Regions from separate parts of the Homo sapiens genome. Here all the other regions are linked to region 2. Evidence: read pairs that join two places in POLR2A ChIA-PET (ENCODE). Cell type or tissue: Panc1. All regions are shown on one strand. Each heading gives the region's core, and the rest is flanking DNA. Links, peaks and the distances in the headings are about the cores only. Region 1 has its middle 87 kb from the start of HIF1AN. Region 2 has its middle 4.1 kb from the start of PAX2. Region 3 overlaps SCD (stearoyl-CoA desaturase).

The links. Peaks named below come from ENCODE experiments on the same cell type or tissue, not always from the same donor. Only the 100,000 strongest peaks of a DNase experiment are listed, where the experiment ranks them.
Region 1: POLR2A ChIA-PET joins it to region 2 with 9 read pairs; 2 of 35 experiments call an interaction of 5 or more read pairs at or near these places.
Region 3: POLR2A ChIA-PET joins it to region 2 with 11 read pairs; 4 of 35 experiments call an interaction of 5 or more read pairs at or near these places.

The regions. Positions count from the first base shown.
Region 1 is chr10:100,619,352-100,625,943 of GRCh38, forward strand. No RefSeq gene overlaps it. Among named protein-coding and RNA genes, the nearest start is that of HIF1AN, 87 kb to the left of the region's middle. In Panc1, for the core only: no CTCF peak of the experiment used is centred there; no DNase peak of the experiment used is centred there; H3K27me3 peaks cover 1,168 bases.
Region 2 is chr10:100,738,168-100,744,759 of GRCh38, forward strand. It overlaps a transcript of PAX2 not described here. Among named protein-coding and RNA genes, the nearest start is that of PAX2, 4.1 kb to the right of the region's middle. RefSeq lists enhancers at 1-248, 6,457-6,506. In Panc1, for the core only: a CTCF peak has its summit at 5,603 (motif pointing left); a DNase peak (open chromatin) is centred at 5,606; H3K4me3 peaks cover 4,950 bases; H3K27ac peaks cover 5,000 bases.
Region 3 is chr10:100,351,063-100,356,062 of GRCh38, forward strand. SCD (stearoyl-CoA desaturase) reads left to right here. Exons shown (of 6, transcript NM_005063.5): 3 at 1,304-1,434; 4 at 3,365-3,570. Among named protein-coding and RNA genes, the nearest start is that of SCD, 6.3 kb to the left of the region's middle. RefSeq lists an enhancer at 3,515-4,015. In Panc1, for the core only: no CTCF peak of the experiment used is centred there; no DNase peak of the experiment used is centred there; H3K4me3 peaks cover 2,022 bases; H3K27ac peaks cover 1,976 bases.

The DNA.
Region 1 (6,592 bases), core at 878-5,877, 120 kb before region 2:
TGACCCTCACAGAACTCTTGGAGCCTCTGTCTCCTTCCTGGTCCTCATCCCTACCTTCCATCAATTAACAAATTTCAGAGATACTTCCTGATGCCTTTTGCACCCACCTTTGCCTCACCGTCACCACCACCCCCATGAAGGTCCTTATTATGGCTCTTCTAGGTCACTTCATTTCAACCAACAAACTGCTTTTGAGTGCGTACCGCATCAGGTACCAGGTCAGGCATCCTCCTCTGCCTTTCAGTTTTACTGTCTCTAATTGTTCTACACACTGCTGCCAGAATAACTCTCCTAAAGCACAGCTCTGATCATGTCACTCCCTTGCTCAAACACCCTCAAAGGCTCCCCGTTGCCTGCTATAGAAAGTGCAGACTCCTTACTCTGATATTCAGGGCCCTTTGTTATCTGGCTCCTGCCCACCCCTCTCTCCAAACCTTCCCATTACTCTCCTCCATGCTTACATTTGCCAGCCAAATTGGACTCAGAGTGGTTCCCCTGAACATTCCCCACACAGCGACTTCCCACTTACGAGCATTCACTCATGTCCTTCCTCTGCCTGTGACAATCTCCTTCTGGAATGGCATCACCTTCCAACACCCCAACTCCTCTCTGCCCATCAATATTTTAATCCTCTGCAAGTCCTGATTCAAGCAAAGCCATCTTCTGAACATTACCTATAAATGTGTGCAAGGTGTCTGCTGGCTACTATAATTATTATTGCTATGATTATTCTCCCCCCTCAGCAGTGGTTTCTCTTTTCTGGGAACCTTATAGGCCCTCTCCACAGCTTTCCTGGCTGCTGACATGGCTTTCCTAATACTGATATTGCTTGTATACCTGACCTACATCTGTCCTGGACTATAAACTTCTTGAGAGCCAGGACCAATAATATTCATTTGTGTCCCCCTCAGCCCCTAGCCCAGGAACCTCAGTAAACACCTGTTGAACAAGTGAATAAAGGAGTGAGTGAATGAACGAATACAGCTAAACTCACTAGGACATGGCTATGTGACACAGACTTGGCTCTTCTGAGCTTCCTGTTCTGGACGGTGACCACCTAAGAGTTCCCTGTCATTACTCCCGGCTCTCCTGACATGTGTCCAGGTGAGCTGGGACGTAAGTGTGCAGGCTGTATGACAGGTGTGTCATCCCTCCAGAGTGAGAGGGGAGTGTGGCAGAGTTCAGCCTTCCCAACTCATCAATCAAAGGGCACTTACTGACAGCTCCTGAGAGCCAGCTCTGGGCTCTGCTGCTAGGGAGGGATGAGCGGGAGATGAGAGCTGCCCTCTGGGGGTTCCCCGTCTTGCTGATCCTTGCAGATTGGGCCTGCTTCTCCTGTGACTCTCAGACCAGGGGAACTCAAAGGACTGTCATGGTCACTGATGGGCAGGTGGATGGACTGGGCTGGCCCTTTCCTCCCAGCTGCCCTGCAATGCTACTTAATCCAGAAGTGGCTTTTTCACCCTTTTGGTCTAGATTGACTACCCCGTCCAGACTTGGGGTACCCTGTTGCCTCCTGCAGAATTCTCTGTTACACAGCCCAGAACCACACAGCTGAAAGTCACTGAATGGATGGGTGGATGGAAGCCGTGGCTAGCTGACTGAAGCAGCTGAGCAAACATCTGGAGGAACCAAGTGCTAACTGAGTGCATGGGCACAAAGAACACTAGTTAGCATTTATTGAGCACCTACTACATACCAGGCACTGTGCTAAATCCTTTACCGGATGCACTCATTTACTCTTCCCTTCACTCTTATGAGTAGGAACGATCATGATCCCATTGAGGAAGAGGAAACCGAGGCTCGGGGAGGTGAAGTAACTTGTGTGAGCTCACCCCGCTTATCAGTGGCAGAACCTTGGTTCCTAACCTAGGCAAAATCTCGGCAGGGTCTTGCCTAAGCTCTGTCCTGTCCTTCAGTGACCTCTTGCCCAGCCCGTGTGCTGATGAGGTACCTCCAGGCTCAAGGTCTTTACTCCTCTTTTTTCGGTCTCCTTGGCAAAGTTCAGAAGAGGCCGGGCAGGAGCCTTTGTTTCCCCAGAAAGGGACTTCCCAGCCCCTTTAGCCCCTGTCCCTTTGAGGAGGGGGCGGCGCTCCCCGGGCCTCTGCTGAGGGGTCCCTGCGCTGGGGGCGCCCTCGGCTCTGGGGGGGCCCCCGCCCCCGCCCCCGCCCAGCCCCTCCCTGGCGGCCAGATACCAACAAGCACGCTAAACTCCGGGAGATTTACAGCGGGCGGCGGGGCGGCGGGGCGGCCGCCGGTGAGATATCTCCAAACAGCGCACTAACCACTTTCCATTTTATACCTCACCAGCTTTATAGCATCTTAAGGATTTCTGTGCACGGCTGGCTTCCCGCCCAGGGAAAAAAACCCAGCCTTGTAAATAAATACTAAATATATATGAACAGAGACGACAGCGAGCAACGCGGAGGAGGGGAAGGGGGTGGGGGGCTGCGGGTGGGGGGGCGCGAGGGTGTGGGTAGCAGCCGGGGGCCGGCGACCGATGGGGAGCTGGGGGAGGCGGGGATATATTGGGGTGTCCGAGACAAAGGCGACAGTGAGAAAGCAGTTGACAGGCAGAGTGAGGGAAACTGAGCCGGCAACAGAGGTGGAGGCAGAGAGAAACAGAGATGGAGGCTGAGCGGAAGTGCTCCACAGACAGCCAGTCCGTCTGTGTGTGTGTGTGCGTGTGTGTGTGTTCGTGCTTGTTTGTGTGTGCAGGGAGTCCTGCTTATTAAAGCTTAAAGAGAAGCCTCCCCAACCCTCCCACCCATCCGTCTCACAGTTCTGAGGGGATTGGGACTCAGGGATGGGCTACCCACCCCACTCTGTGTGTGTGTGTGTGTGTGTGTGTGTGTGTGTGTCCCTGGGGTTTGGGGATACTTGGTGTGGGTGGGACTGTGCCAGGGTGGCATTGGGGTGTTGGTGGGCAAGTGGGCCGAATGTCTGTGGTGTGTGCAGGGTGGGTCTGGGTTAGGATACATTGGAGGTGTGAGGAGGCAGGTGAGTTCTGGGAGTGTGTGCAGCTTTGAGATTGATCGTGGAGGGCTGAGCGAGGCATAGGTGTTCAGGTGCCTTTGAGTGTCGTGGGGTGGGTAGGGGCCTGGGGAGAGATGAGTCAAGAGGGTCTTCTCTCAAGATGGGCCTTGGAAGGACTATGTGTTGGGCCTGAAAGCAAGTGTCCCTTTGTGTGCTGGGAGTGTCAGGGTTAGGTTTTGAGGTGATGCCAGGTGGTCTCACCTCCTCTTCCTCATCCTCCCTCCTTGAGTCTTTCCAGAGGTTCTGGAATTTTGTCTGCAATGGCCCTGCAGGGAGGGTCCTGGTGCTGACTGAGCCCCAGCACTAGCCCTGCCCCAGCTCTAAGGTCTCTGGACAGGAGCCAGAGTTGAATTAGGGGGCAGGAGAGACCATCCTTTCCCCTCTCAGGGGGCCCAGCGATCCCTTCTCATTCCCCCCTTGTCTTCGATATTAAGTATTCAAACCTCATTTACATCCTTATTTTTCAATTTGCTGCCACAGTAGTTTAATTTATTCGATATAATTTCTTTTTCTGAGGGGACATTAATCATTGCCCTGTGCTTTTGGGCGCCTGTGGGATCTCTGCGTGTATATATGTGTGTGCGTGCGCATCTGTGCGTGTGTGTGTGTACGATCTATGTGTTGGGGGTAGCTGTGTGTATCTGTGAGTGTGCATCTGCATCCATGTGTGTCTGTGCCGGTGCATATTTGTGTCTGTGTGTAAACAAGGCACCACGTAGTCTGTTTGTGAGTGTTGTGTGTGAGAAACATGGGTCTTTGTTGGGAGAGTGGGGGCAGGTGTGTGAAGGTAAGTGTGATGGGAGTGTGCTAACCTGGTCAAGTCCTCTTCTTCAGAATCCTCCTGGCCCTTCCAGGATGTCAACAAGGAGGGGAGGTGGCAAAGTATTTGGGAGACATGAGATCCCTGTCACACCAGTTCTGGCCTCCCTTGGACTGAACTGCAGGCCAGTTTAAGGGCTCCCCCTACCCCAGGGCCATCTCAAGGTGTGCCGCTCCCACAAGGATGGGTTCCTCCCATTGTCCCCTGCTGGATGCAGCTGTTTTTCCTTTCCTGAGAGTGTGTCCTGGGTAGTTGCAGCTAGAAATGTTCTAGAGTCCATGGTCTTTCAAGAAAGTGAGAAAGACCAAGAGGCGAAGACAGACACAGAGATGGAGAAAGACAGGCAGGAAGGAGCAAGGCCAGCCATGGCAGGGAAAGAAAGAAAGAGGGAGGAAGAGACACAGAGAATGATGGAAAGAGGAGCGGGAGAGAGGGAGAAGTGAGCGAGCCAGCAGCGTCTCAGCCCATAAAGTCCCTGGAATGGGAGGAAGGGGCGAGGGAGACTCTCGCATCAGCTCAGGCGGGTCATGGCTCAGCGCAGTATGAGGGCGGGGGGGCCAAGGGCTGGGGCTGCTTTTCTTCCAGGAGCTGAGATGAGTGAAGTGACTTGGGGGAGGCTTGTTTAGAGAGAAGAGGCAGGAGGAAGGGGTAAGGGGGAGGGAGGGAGGGAGAAAACCCCTCCTGGGGATATAATTCAGGGGAATGACTGAAAGGAACATTTCTGAGGCCATTCAAGGATGGGGGAGGCAGCTCTCCAATGCTCCAATCAGCTCTCCCTTCCCCACTCTGGGCAAGTCCACCATCTTTCCGAGACCCTCTTTTGGTCCCCAGCCCCAGAAGCCCTCTGTTTTCCTTCTCTGGCACATTCCTGGGGTCTCCTTTTCTCCCCGCGGGTGGGGCTTGGGAGTGATGGAGCAGGGATTGATGGGCAGGCCTGCAGCATGCCAGGTGCTGTGCTAGGATTGCACCTGTGGCATCTAATTTACTCATTGCAACAACTCCTTGGAGTGAGAATCGGCCACCCGACTTCAGTGAGGAAGAAAGGAGAGGTCAGGGACTTGCTCAAAGTCAGGATTTAAGTCAGATCCACCTGAGGCTGAGTGCGGAGCTGTTCCCATTTCCCTCTGCTGCCTGCTGTCCTGGCCACCACACAGGTACATGCGTACTCCCACACAAAACGGGGTCCAGGACCCAAGGCTAAAGTGGAGAGGCCTCTTGGGGCACGAATCCAGAGGCTGAGGGTACCTCCTGCACCTGTTCTTCTAGCTCCGCCACCCAGCTGTGAGTACTTTGCCCTGGAGAAGAGCTGCCTGCTCACTGCCTTCAGGCGTGAAGAAGGCCCAGGCATCAACAGCCCCGGGGCCCCTTTGGACCCTGACTTCACTTTTGTCCAGGGTCCCGAGGCAGCTTCAGGACCCCTTCTGGAAGGTGGCAGCCAAACCCTCTGGCTCAGGGAGGTACTGGCTCTGTCCTGGGACCTGGTTTCTGCTTCCAGGACCTGGATCGATTTCAAACTCAGCTTCAAGCAGCTATGACCTCCCGTTTTAGCTTCATCCCGACAGTGGCCTGAGGCCCAGGGTTTAGAGGTGGAAGTTTCTTTCTTTTGGTCTAAAATTCTGCAAAATGGACATCATGGAACCTGACCATTTGGGTACCCACCCCAGCACTGAGCCTCCAAACACCTGATTATTTTGAATTCTATAGATTTATATATTCTAACATCAAATGTCCAAACATCTTAATACCCAAGGCTTCCAACATCCAAGCACTTGAGTGCACTGGACACGGAGCACGCAGGAGCTATTGATGGAGTATCCAGAGGTGGAAATCTGAGACGGACTCAGGGTGGGGAAGGAGCTCTGTTTTCCTGGCTCCCTCCTGAGTCCCTTCAATCCTCCTGACCTCTTACAGAGGCCACTCTGCCTTCCTCACCATCCAGGAGTTTGGCTTAGTCATCACCTCCAGCCCTCAGCACAGACACGGTGCACAGAAACCAGCAACCACTTGGGTCAATAACAACTGGGTGATCACAACAGGGGGTCTTTGGGCATTTGGGGGACGGGGGCAAGGGGACAGGCCTGGGGCCGGGGAGAAGGTAGCGTGTTCATTTGAATAATGGGCAAAATCAAATTAATTCTACATTAAATAGTTGTGAATAAAGGGTTGAAGTCAGCAGTTTCAAACTTGTTTTCCTTAATTACTTTCCGTGTTTAATGTCATTAAGAAGATTAAAAATTCATTAACAAGAGTACTAAAGTGGCAAATCAGGAAAGCGATCACTCCAGGTTAGAAACTCCGCTGAGGCCGCACTGTGAGTCTTCTGCAGGGGGGCGTGGGTGGGGGTGGGGGCCCGAGAGGGTGGGGGACAGACACACATTCACACTTACACAGCGACGTAGCAACAAGATCAACACATATCCACAAAGGCACACATGCATCTTCCGCTTGTCCACCCCAGGACTTCTGTGATTGTGGGAGACAGTGGATTCGAATCTGTCACTAATCACATGAACCCTCTCCTAAGAAAGGGAAATAAAGTTCCAACTTTTGTGACAGACAATATATGGCCACAGGAATACTGTCCGCCTGGTGGTCTCGGAGCTCACTTTCCTGTGTTCTGGTCAACCCTCTGTGTGCCCCCACCTCCCTTTCCCTCCCCTCCCACACTCAAGGGCTCTCCCAGGGCAAACCCGATCAGTTTCCTGGGAGGAGCTGCGTCTTTGAGGCTTAATTATC
Region 2 (6,592 bases), core at 628-5,627:
CTACCTTGGGAGACTTCTCCTCTCCCTCTCCCCATTCGGGCGCCAGGCTTTCAGAGCCTGGGGGAGACACAGCCTGATGCCTCGCCGCCCTCTTTTGCCAGGCCTCCTCACCCCGTTATTAACTGCTGTGTTGACCTGCAGGATTGATTGGCGGCCCCGCTGGAAGAGGCTGCGGAGGCCTTGGCCTCGGAGCAGCCTCTGCTTAGGGCAAAGGGAGAGAGGGAGGGGGAGGTGCTGGATATGGGTCCCCAGCTCCCATCTCAGCCCCGCCTGGAACACAGCTGTCTGCCTATACTACCTTCGCCACCCCCTGGCACTTTTTACACACCCTCACAACACTCAAGCACACTCCTACGATCCCCTCATCCAGACGCTCAGCCCCCAAAGAGACACATCAGAAATTCTCCTTAATTGATTCAGAAATTGAAAGGGGCTTCCTCCCTCCATCAGTTTCTTCAATGTATTCGTTATCCGCGGGTCTAGACCTCCCAGCCCGTCTAGACCTAGCGGAGCGAACTCCTGGAACCTGAGGGATTTTTTTCTTTCCAACATTTACCTTGCAGCTTTTCTTTTTTAGGAACAGTTACACAAAGTTAAGAAATAATTCTGGATGTAGGTGACGCTTGAGATGCAAGTCTCAAACCAAAGCATTTTTTCCAGAAAGAGACCCTGTCCTGGCTCCTGAGGGATTCAGTTCAGCCCTTTTGTTTCAAGTTCGGGGAACGGATGGCTCTGGACCTTGGAGGGCAGAGGCTGGCAGTCGCCTGGGGCAGGGGTCTCACCCTACAGAGAGGGCCCTCCTTCCCCCTTTCCCCGAGGGCCTAATCCGTCGCGCGCGCGCACGCGGACACACACACACACACACACACACACACACACACACGGCCCCCATAGCCACCGCAACTCTCAGCAGCAGCCCTAGCCCCGACCCGAGGCCCCAAGACGGCGGGCCAGGAACCCCTGGGACGTCCTGGCTCCAGGCTGGACGTAGGCGGAGGTGGCAGGAGTGGACAAACCCAGGCGGGTCCCACGACGCCCCTTTCCTCGGGTCTCTCCTTGTTTCAGCCAGCCGCTCTCGCCCCTGGTCCCCTCTCCCCTGCGTTCGGGTCCTTTGTCTCCAGCCACCTCGCAGCCTGTCCCCGCCTCGGCGGCCCTGCCCTTTGGGCCTCCCAGTCTCTCTGGCGGGTCCCCCTGCCTTACCAGCTCCCGGCTGTGGCGCGCTCTCCGCCTGCTCCTCACATCCACACAGCTGCTGGGAGAGGAGGAAGGAAAGGCGGGCGCGCCGCGGATGGATCCGAGACGGTAGATTTGGTGCCGGCTCGCAACTCTGGGAAACTCAGCGCGGGTCCTCCCGCCCCTCTCCAACTCTGCCCAGCGCGGCCCGGTCGCGCGCGCTCACCCGCGGGGACCCTTCCTTTCCCTGTATTTCGGCTGTGGCTGTTTCGCTCCCTCTGGTCTCCCAGCCTCTGGAGTGTGCTTCCCTGGCCCTGCTCTCCGTTCCCTTTCGGCCGCCCCCGGCTGTCGCCTGCCCCCACCCTCCGCAGGTCCCACGGTCGCGGCGGCGATGACTGTGGAGGTAACGCCGGGGACGTCCTGGGTCAGCCTGCACCGTCTCCCTCGACCACAGCCCGATGAGGCCGCGGGCTCCGGGCCGGCTGCTAAGAGAGTTAATCATTACTTCGCCAGCGACACTCAGCCTCCCTCCGACTCTCTCGCCCGGCCTAGGGGAGGAGGGGAGGGGACAGCTGGCCAGGTGGGGACTTCGGCTTCGCACAAACCAGCCTCTTCAGGCCTCCCAGAGACAGGTGGTGGCTTCTCAGTTCCCTCGGCAACTCTCTAAGGTCCTCTTTCTTCCCCTCCTGTCTCTCCCTCCTTCGAGCCTCCTCCCAGCCAGGCCTCTCCCCACCGTCTCCTGTCCGCTCTGGCTTTGACTGATTAACTGCAGGTCCTGGGAGAACCAACTTTCTTTGTTTGGAACCGGACCGGACGGGATTTCCTTCCCTAGGTCTCCGCCAATGGGCCAGCTCCTCCCGACGGTTTTGGCGGACTGGCTGAAGAGGACCGCGCCTGAGGCCACAATTAACCCGGCTGTTGGTGGTGGTGGTTGGGGGGTGGGCAGTGAGGAATTTAACCGATCCTCTAGCAGCTGCGCTGGTGCAGTTGGGAGGGGGGTGCAGGAAGTGGGAATGGAGGAGTGGCAGGAGGTATAGACAGAGGGAAGAACGATAAACCTGGACAGGTGTGGCATAGCCAATAGAAGGGGAAACAAAATAAAACAGGAAGGCGGCGCGGGGAGGAATCCCCAGTAACCTTTATAGGATTGAAGTTGGGTGGAAAACGCCACCTCCTGCCCTACCTTAGCACTCAGATCCCTCCTTTACCTCTTTGTGAAAGGGTAAGAGTTCAGAAAGCTGGCCATTTACTCCATAATCTACTAGAGAAATGTCTGGGTTTGCAAAATGCCTATTGATTAGCTCCATGGAGTAGACAAGACAGGCGTAATTATCCCCATTTTACAGGTGAGAAAACTGAGTCTCAAAGAAGCAAAGGGACTGTGTATGTAGTGGCTGTCACTTTTTCCTGTAGGCTGTGGGGTGAGTGGCCCCTTTAGGAGGTCCATGGGTATCTAGGGAGGCGGTACAGGCTGTGTCCAGGTCTGAGCCAGAAGTACCAGGGCCTCACGGGGCTCCTAGCCCTTTTAGCTTGTTCTCTGTTGGACAGGACCTTCACTCTTACTCTCTAGACCTGCTGGCTGGGTTTCTCCCAGCTTCGCTATTTTTTCAGTTCCCTAGTAGAGTGGCCCATGGGCGGTAGCCACCTGGCTGGCCCGTGCCACTAAGAGGCAGCTTTGGTGGCCAAGTGGCTTGCATTGTTGTTGCTCCTCAAAGGGCCTGTGAAGGGCTGGGCAGGTCGCAAAGACCTCTTGTGAGGGGAAGCTAGATTAAAGGGGGAGGGATCCTGGAGGATAAAGGCCCAGCACGTGCGCCTGGACTCCACAGGACCAACAGACCGAGCGGGCGGGGCCAGCTGGGAGTCAGGCCCCCCGGGCTTCACGCAGGGAGCCCAAATATTGGGAACAAAAGCAGGAAAAGAAGAGTGAGAGCAGGAGGGAGGGAGGGAGCGAGGAAGCAGAAATTAGGGGGTCTTAGATGAAAAAAAAAAGAAAGTAGCTTTAGGGGGAATGTGCTGTGGAGTGTGAAATTGCAGCCCATGGTGCTCCATATTGTACCAGAAGCTCTTCCAAAAAAAAAAAAAAAAAAAAACCATCCTCCAACGTGACCAGAGGGCCAGGCAGGGGGAAGGGCGGGGAGAGAATGGGGAGGAGGAGGGGGAAAGGCCGGGCAGGAGCCGGTCAGGCCTTTCTGCGGAAGGGGCTGGGGTGTAAGTTTCGGCTCCCTGGGATCTGACAGCCGAGGGTATGCGCCCTGGGGTGCGCCGGGACCCAGAGGGCGAGTGAGCCTCGGTTGGTCGGCTCTGGAGTTCGGTTGTCAGAAGAACTTTTATTTTTCTTTTTGGTGGTGACTTCTAAAAGTGGGAATAATCCAGAAATGAAGCTCAGCTGCGGAGCTGCAGCTCTGTTCTCCCTCTCTCCCCTCCCTTTCTGCTTCTCTTCCCTTCGGACTACTTTTCTCCCCTTGGTTCTAAACAGCTTTTTCCCCTCTGAACTTTAATGCATTTAATTTGGTCCGCGCTGTGGGGAGCATTTCCTGGGGAGATGCATTTAATTTCGGAATTTCTAATCCCCTCCCTCAGACCCCGGTCCTAGCTCCCCTAGCCGCTCCCCGGGAAGTGGAAGGAGGAAGGCAGGTCCCGGCCACGGGGGAGGGGCGCGGCTGGGATGCTCCCGCGGCCCCCTCCGTCTCACCAAGGCTCAGCCGCCTTCCCAAGCTACTGGAGGCCGGGCGCCTGGGCCCCGGGTCAGGGCCCTGCAGGAGGAGGAGAGGCAACCACGCTTCTGCCTTTTCTCGCCTGGGCAGAAAACGCTGGGCCAGGGAACTGGAAACCGGAAAACAGGAGAAAGGGTTTCTGGAAGGCAGCGGGAGCGGGTGGCAGCGGGGCAGCGGGCAGTGGACTAGGTCTACACCGGCACTTCACTTTTGCACAACATGCCCAGAAACGCATTTGAGAGCCCTGGAGTCGCGCTTGGCTTGGCTTGGGGCGCCGGTGCGTGGGTACACTCGAGGTGCGGGGTGCCTATCCGCCACCCCGACACCTACACCCAGACAGAGCAGGCGCGGCCCAGCCAGAAAACCAGGCCGGCAGTAGCTCGGCCTGGAGGGCGGAGGCAAGGTTGGGGGCCGCCAGGCGCCTGGGCAAGCCTGGCAGGGAAGGGAGCCGAGAAGGCAAAGGAGCCGAGATCCACAAGGAAGATTTATTGGGCAGATCAGATGCACAGAGGCGGCTAATGAAGCAAATCCCGAGATGGGTATCAGAGCAACTCCCCAAAAGTTTATTTGCCTTTAAATTTCCGCAGGGAGGCGGGCTCCTTGTTTGAAGTGTAAATGCCCCTAGGTTGGGGGGTGGAAGGGCCGCTTTGAAAACACCAGAGAGAAAAGGTTCATTTAGAGGCGGACGGGAAAAGCAACCAACCCTGACAGGTCGGAGCCCGGGTAGTGTTTGGGGTTGGGTTGTTTTCTTTCTTTCTCTTTCTTTTCCCCTTTCCTCTTCTTTCTTCCTTTTTTTTTTTTTTTTTTTTTTTTTTTTTTTTTTTTTTTGCTTTCTTGCTTCCCCCCACCCCTCTACTAGACTGTATAGAAGAAAGAGAACAGAAAAGGGGGAGTCAGAGGAGCGGCCAGTGACTGGATGAAGGCCAGCCCTTCATCCTGGAGCCCCAGGAGAAGGCAGAGCTTTGGAGAAAAGGGGTTCCTAATCTCCAGGGAGCATTACTCTTTGACTCTCTAGACCCAGGAATGGGCTGGAGCTAATGGGGAAGCGGCCAGGAGCCGGCCTGGCGGAAGAGTGAGTGTCCAGCTAGTGCAGTGCTGGGGAGACGATCCCAGGAGCAGGGGGGACTCTCAGGGGCTACCTGGGAATGGGACTATCAGAAGGGTCTTTACTCCTCAGAAGGTGCATGTGAAGGACAGGTGTGTGAGGACAACTTCCAGCACACTTGGCGCATTAAGTCCCCTTCTCTACAAAATGGAAAATCCTTCTCGCCCAACATGTGAAAATGCTTGTTGTGGGCACCCACATTTCATGGTACTTGTAACATAGGGACATGTCTAGCTGGTTCTAGAAAAATCTGTGTCTGTGTGGAAGGGGGGGGGTTTACTCACAGCTTTCTTCCTTCAATAGTTCACACACCCCGAGACAAATTCCTGGATGACCAACTTGGAGAGACCTGGGGCAAAGGTTACTTTAGTTCTGAGCTCCTCTAAATAAGGACCCTTTCTCAACGTTCCTTTCACCCCAGTTCTGGGTTAATTACTTCCCAGAGGGGAAAGCCAAGGCTGTGCTAGCTAATACCACCTGAGATCCCTTGCACTCTGGCCTGGGAGCTGTTACTTTTCGGCTGCCCGAACTGTTTTCCTTCTTCGGTCCCTACACGAAGTTAGTGCGTGTTCGTGGGGTTGTGAGGCCAAAGCAAACCCGGGAGCGCCATCTGCAGGCCTCAAGAGGAAGAGACTGACCTTAGAGGCTAGGCCCTGCGTCTTCAACCTCTAGCCCAAGGGAACCAACCTGCCTAGCCACCCAAGGGAAGTGGGATAGGGGCTGGGAGGGGCAGGCGGTGAGGAGTGTTTTCCTCCCAGACTTTACCCCGCAGGTGGATTAAGCTTATTGGGCTCTGGAGGATACAGGAGGGAGGGCAAATGCCAGGATCCCAGCGGACCCAGGCCCCACAGGAGTGAGAGGCTCAGAACCTCGTCCCGCTGAGCCTGGCCTGAGCTCCTCCTGAGGAATAAGGGCATCCCAAAAACCCGGGTACAAGACGCCCAGTAGTAGTAGTTAGGCTGAGTCAGGCAGGTGCATCTCTCCCCATGGTATCTGCCGCCCAGGCTCCGGCCAGAGGGAGGGGAGCGCGAGTCCGCCGCGCTTCCGCGGGGCGCCCGGAGCTGCAGACGGGGGCTGGAGGAATCTCGGATTCGGGCTGCAAGAGCGCTGCGCAAGCTTCGCCGAGCCGCCCTTTCGCAGACCCAGGGAAGCGGGGGGAGGGAGCGAAGGAGGGAGAGAGAGTTAAAACATCAGCTGAAGTGCCAAGATGATTTATGAGACGAGGGAAAATATTTCATGAAGATCTCCCGGATATTCTGTACTTAACCAGTTAGGAGACAAAGGGCTTCTTCTGCCTGGTGCGTGCGAGCGGACCCCAGCGAGCAAGGGAGCTAGTGCCAGAGAGAGCTGCGGAGGCTCCGGCAGGAGTGGGGACGTCCCCGTGGTTGCGCCTCCTGCGCTCGCCCCGGATCCACCGAGCTAGCAGCGGGCGGCGCTCAGCCGCGTCCGCAGCCTCCTCTTCTCCCCAGCCGGGGAGAGCCAGCCTCGTCTCCCACATCCTCTGCCGCCAGCGACCTGCAGCTCCGCACTGTTTCCCTCCCCTGTACCCCCTTCCCAGTCACCCGAGGGTTCAGAAACCAAGTCCCCCGGCTCTCCCGCC
Region 3 (5,000 bases), core at 1-5,000, 390 kb before region 2:
TGTCTCCAACTGCAACTAAGTTCTGTGGCCACTGAGGATCTATTGTTTCTAGCTGTTTCCCTAGGAATGAAACATTGTTAAGAGTTTCTATCAAGGCCACAGCTTCTGCCTGCTAGAGCTACTGAACAGAGGAAGATATGGGGACGCCCAGCAGCCCACTTCCCAGTTAGAGATTATATCTGGCACCTCCTGAGCCTGCAGGCCTCCAGGAAGGTGAGGGAAGACAATGGTGGGGTGCTTCACTGACAGCTTGAAGAATATCCCACCATTGTCTAGAGAGCGTTGCCCGGTGAGAGTATGGGCTGACAGGGATGTGGCAAAGGCGAGACAGAGGAGTTGTGCATGTATCTTGGGGGAGGTGGATGGTATAGCTGGAACGTGAAATCTTTGGTAAAGCTTAAGACACTGTACAAATTGGATTTATGCACAGGGCTAATTTTTCCCTGATTTGGCCACACTGACTGCTTGAATATTTAAATGCTTTTTTGTACCAGTTGATAAATGGCCATAGTCTGAATGCCCTAAGAGTCCCCTACAACTAAGGGCTTCTCAAATTGGTCAGTGCCCAGATTGTACTGGCTGTTATTTTATTTTTTGAGATAAGGTCTTGCTGTGTTGATAAGGCTTGAGTGCAGTGGCGCGATCTTGGCTCACCGCAGCCTCGACCTCCTGAGCTCAAGAGATCCTCCCACCTCAACCTCTTGAGTAGCTGAGACCACAGGCAGGTGCCACCATGCCAAGCTAATTTTTAAAATTATCTGTAGAGGCAAGGTCTCCCTATGTTATCCCAGCTGGTCTTGAACTCCTGGGCTCAAGGGGATCTTCCTGCCTTGGCCTCCCAAAATGCTGGGATGACAAAGTGGTTCATACTACACCTGGCCCTCTGCTGTTATTTTAATAACACCCTGGCTTATGGGTTCTGAGCTCTGCAGGAGTAGTTTGTGGCCCTTAAAACCTTAGAGAAGGCCTAGATAGAGGTGAAAGGAGATAGCTAGGCCCTGGGAGAATGCCTTTAAGATGAAGAATGAGTGGTAAGAGCACTATTCTCTCTCCTGCCTTTCTGACTCCTTAGTTCCTGGGATTCTTTAGCTTATCTTTTTTTCCTGGGTTGAGAGGTTGGGGGGTGATATTTTTCAAGTGGTAAAATCTAAGGGATGTGGTTATCCCTAGAGTTCATGGTAAAGCCAGTTCTCACCCAAAGCCTGACGAAGACAGTTTCTAGCATCCAGAGAGTGTCTCTGGCATCCTTTCCCAGATGGAACTCACACTGATTGGTGACTCCCCCACTGTCTTCTCCTGGCAGGGGTATTCTACTATTTTGTCAGTGCCCTGGGCATAACAGCAGGAGCTCATCGTCTGTGGAGCCACCGCTCTTACAAAGCTCGGCTGCCCCTACGGCTCTTTCTGATCATTGCCAACACAATGGCATTCCAGGTAAGAAGTTGTCTCTGCTCAGCTGTTTGTCCTCCACACTATTAATGATCCGGGGACAGAAAGGAGGGATCAGCACCAGAGAGGAGCCACACCTGACAGCCATTTCACTTTCCTCTCTCCTGTAGTCACCTCAAGTTCCAGTTCAGTCCTTAAGTCCATAAAGCATGAAGAGACTTCTGAGTCTTGGAAAAGGGAACTGGAAGATAATTGGAAAATACTCCTGATGTGTAGGAATATTTTTGATCCTAAGGTCCCTGTGTTGTCACACAATCTGGCCGTTGTGGCTCTTCATCATAAGGGGCTTTGGCACATAAGCCAGAGACTGACCTTAGATTCCTGGGCAGACACTGGACAATAAATTCACTATTTAAGGTAAATATCTTAGGGAGGCAGAGCTGGGAGGATCACTGGAGCCCAGGAGTTTGAAGCTGCAGTGAGCCATGATATCACCACTGCACTCCAGCCTGGGTGACAAGACCCCAACTTTAAAAAAAAAATTTCAAAAGTGAATAACTTAGGACTCCACCACAGTGGGATTGAAGTTGATGTTCCCAGACTCGTGAACTCTTATTTTGAGATAATGAGAGCAAACACTTTTATTGCACTGACTATGAGCCTGGCACTATTCTAAGCATTTGATATAAAGTCCTCACAAAAATCTTAGGAAATAGGTACTATTATCCCCATTTTACAGATGAGGAAACCAAGTTACAGAGAGATTAGATAGACCAGCCCAACATTGTGGCCCTTTCTTGGGCTGCCATGGTGGCTAAGTAAAACATTGAGGTTTGTTAAGGCAAAAAACAAACCTGGGCACGGTGGCTCACGCCTGTAATCTCAGAACTTTGGGAGGCCGAGGTGGGCAGATCACAAGGTCAGGAGATCAAGATCATCCTGGCTAACACAGTGAAACTCTGTCTCTACTAAAAATACAAAAAATTAGCCAGGCGTGGTGGCGGGCACCTGTAGTCCCAGCTACGTGGGAGGCTGAGGCAGGAGAATGGTGTGAACCTGGGAGGCAGAGCTTGCAGTGAGCTGAGATCGCGCCACTGCACTCCAGCCTGGGCAACAGCAAGACTCCATCTCAAAAAAAAAAAAAAAAAAGTTTATAGCAAAGACAGAATGAAGGGAAATGGGGAAAGGGAATGCATCATAGTCATTAAGCTGTAGCAATGGGCAAATGATAGCATGTGGCGTTTGGCTTAGCTTGGAGCAAGAGGAAGAAAGGAAACCAACTTAGTGGTGGCAATATCCCAAGAACTTGCCACATTTGCATGATCATCTCTGCCATAGCAGCTTATACCTTGAAGGCTTCCAAAGTTGTCCTGTGGAGCAAAAGGAAGGAAGAGAGATATTGGTACATTCTTTAAGGGATGGAAAAAGTCATGAAGAAGCCCAGAGGTCGTTTGAAAATGCAGTCATGATCACGAGTTGCATGCCTGGCCTTGTTATTGGGTTGTATGAGCTCTTTTGCAAGGCACCAGAATGGTGCACCCTGCAGCTGCAGCTTATCTACTGATTGAGACCCTAGGACACAAGGCTGCCTGCCTCATGTTCCCCATGCCTAGGGATTAGGTACCCCATGAGGATCTTTTCCAACATTCCTTGCTTAAAGAATTGCAATGTTCTCACTTCTTGAAACTCTCTGAGCTCTGTATGATTTACCTCCGTTCCACCCACCATATAACTTTCAAGAAACAGCAGTTCTATTGCTATGGTCCTGGGACTTTAAGTTGCTTTTTTCTACTTAAGCTTCAGTGGCAAGTTGGGAGAAGAAGGGAGGCAACTCCATGACTCCTTTGGAGCCCAGATTCCTGGGTATTTTGTGAGGTTGGGCTGAGCGCCTTGGGCTCTTGATACCTGTCCATTGGGATTCTCCTAATAGGGTGTCTATCCTCAAGCCTTACATTCCTCTTCTCTCTCTCCCCAGAATGATGTCTATGAATGGGCTCGTGACCACCGTGCCCACCACAAGTTTTCAGAAACACATGCTGATCCTCATAATTCCCGACGTGGCTTTTTCTTCTCTCACGTGGGTTGGCTGCTTGTGCGCAAACACCCAGCTGTCAAAGAGAAGGGGAGTACGCTAGACTTGTCTGACCTAGAAGCTGAGAAACTGGTGATGTTCCAGAGGAGGTGAGTGAAGCCCTGATGGAGGTGGGGATATGGCCCTGGCACCTGGTCATTAGGGACCCCATTTTTTCTCCTGAGACTTTCAAAATATAAGCTGAGAAATTTGCTGGGTTTGCATGTTCACAATCTTAATTTAAAATCCCAATTTTTAACATCCCACGGGCCCGTAGCCATAGACTATTGCTCCATTTCTTTCTCTCTGACTATCTTAATTAAACCCATTACATTCAAGAGATGTTTATTGTCCTAGGACAGTCATAGATTCAAAGATGATTATAGCCTAGTTGCCTAGGTTTGTTTGTTTGTTTTTGTGTTTGTGTTTCAACAGTCTTTCTCTCTTGCCCAGGCTGGAGTGCAGTGGCACAATCATGGCTCACTGCAGCCTTGACTTCCCAGGCTCAAGCAATCCTTCTACCTCAACCTCCTGAGTATCTGGGACTACAGGCACACACCGCCATGCCTGGCTAATTTTTTGTGGGGACAAGGTCTCACTCACTATATTGCCCAGGCCGGTAGCTTAGTTCTTACCTTCAAAAAGTTTGTAGCCTATCGGGGTGGAGAGATAAGCCAAGTATCCAGATAACCATGGCATAAGGCAGAATATTTTCTGTACTATGAGAGGTACAAAGGGGAGGGAGATTGCTCAATGGGCAACACCAAGGAAGTGATATGAAATAAATAGTGTTGGAATCCACCAACGGATAGAAATTTTTACAACTATGTGTGGGGAGAGACAGTGCAAACAGAAGAAACAGAATGAGCTAAAACACGAAGCATGTTCCAGCAATAGAGTCCTTTTGCTTGAAGTATAGGGTATGGGAAGAAGTAAGACTGGAGAGACTAATGCCATTCTTGTCGAGTCCTAAAAGCAGACTTAGGACTTAATTCAATAAGCAATAGGAAGCCATTACATCTTTTGAACTGCAATGTGGCATAGTTACGGACGTGCTTTAGGAAGGCTGCTTTTAGAACAAGTGTAAGAAACCACTGAGCCAAAGTGAGAGGTAGGGACATAAGTTAGGTAATGAGGACCCCTGCTAGCGAAGCAGTGGCAGAAATGGAGAAAAGAGTTGGGTGCAGGGAATGTCAGTGATGTAAAAGTCAAAGACTTGACTGCTGAAGGAATGTAGGGAATCAGTGCCCTTGGAATGTCAATGGCCTGGTCTACATTGAGAATGAAGACTGAGAAAGGGCTTCCTGAGGGACAGAGAGCTGCAGGTGATCAAGGACACTCAATGGGTCTCTGAGGGAAAAGAAGACCAAAGAATTAGGGAGTAGCTAGCAGAAAATGGAGGCATGACACTAAACACAGACTGAAAAAGAGTGCTGATTAGAAAGAGAAAGGAGCCCAAAGGCAGATGGGAAAACCAGCCAAGGATGGAGAGACGTCTGTTCATTAGTTTGTAGTTTGGACCTCACCTATCTTACCAATG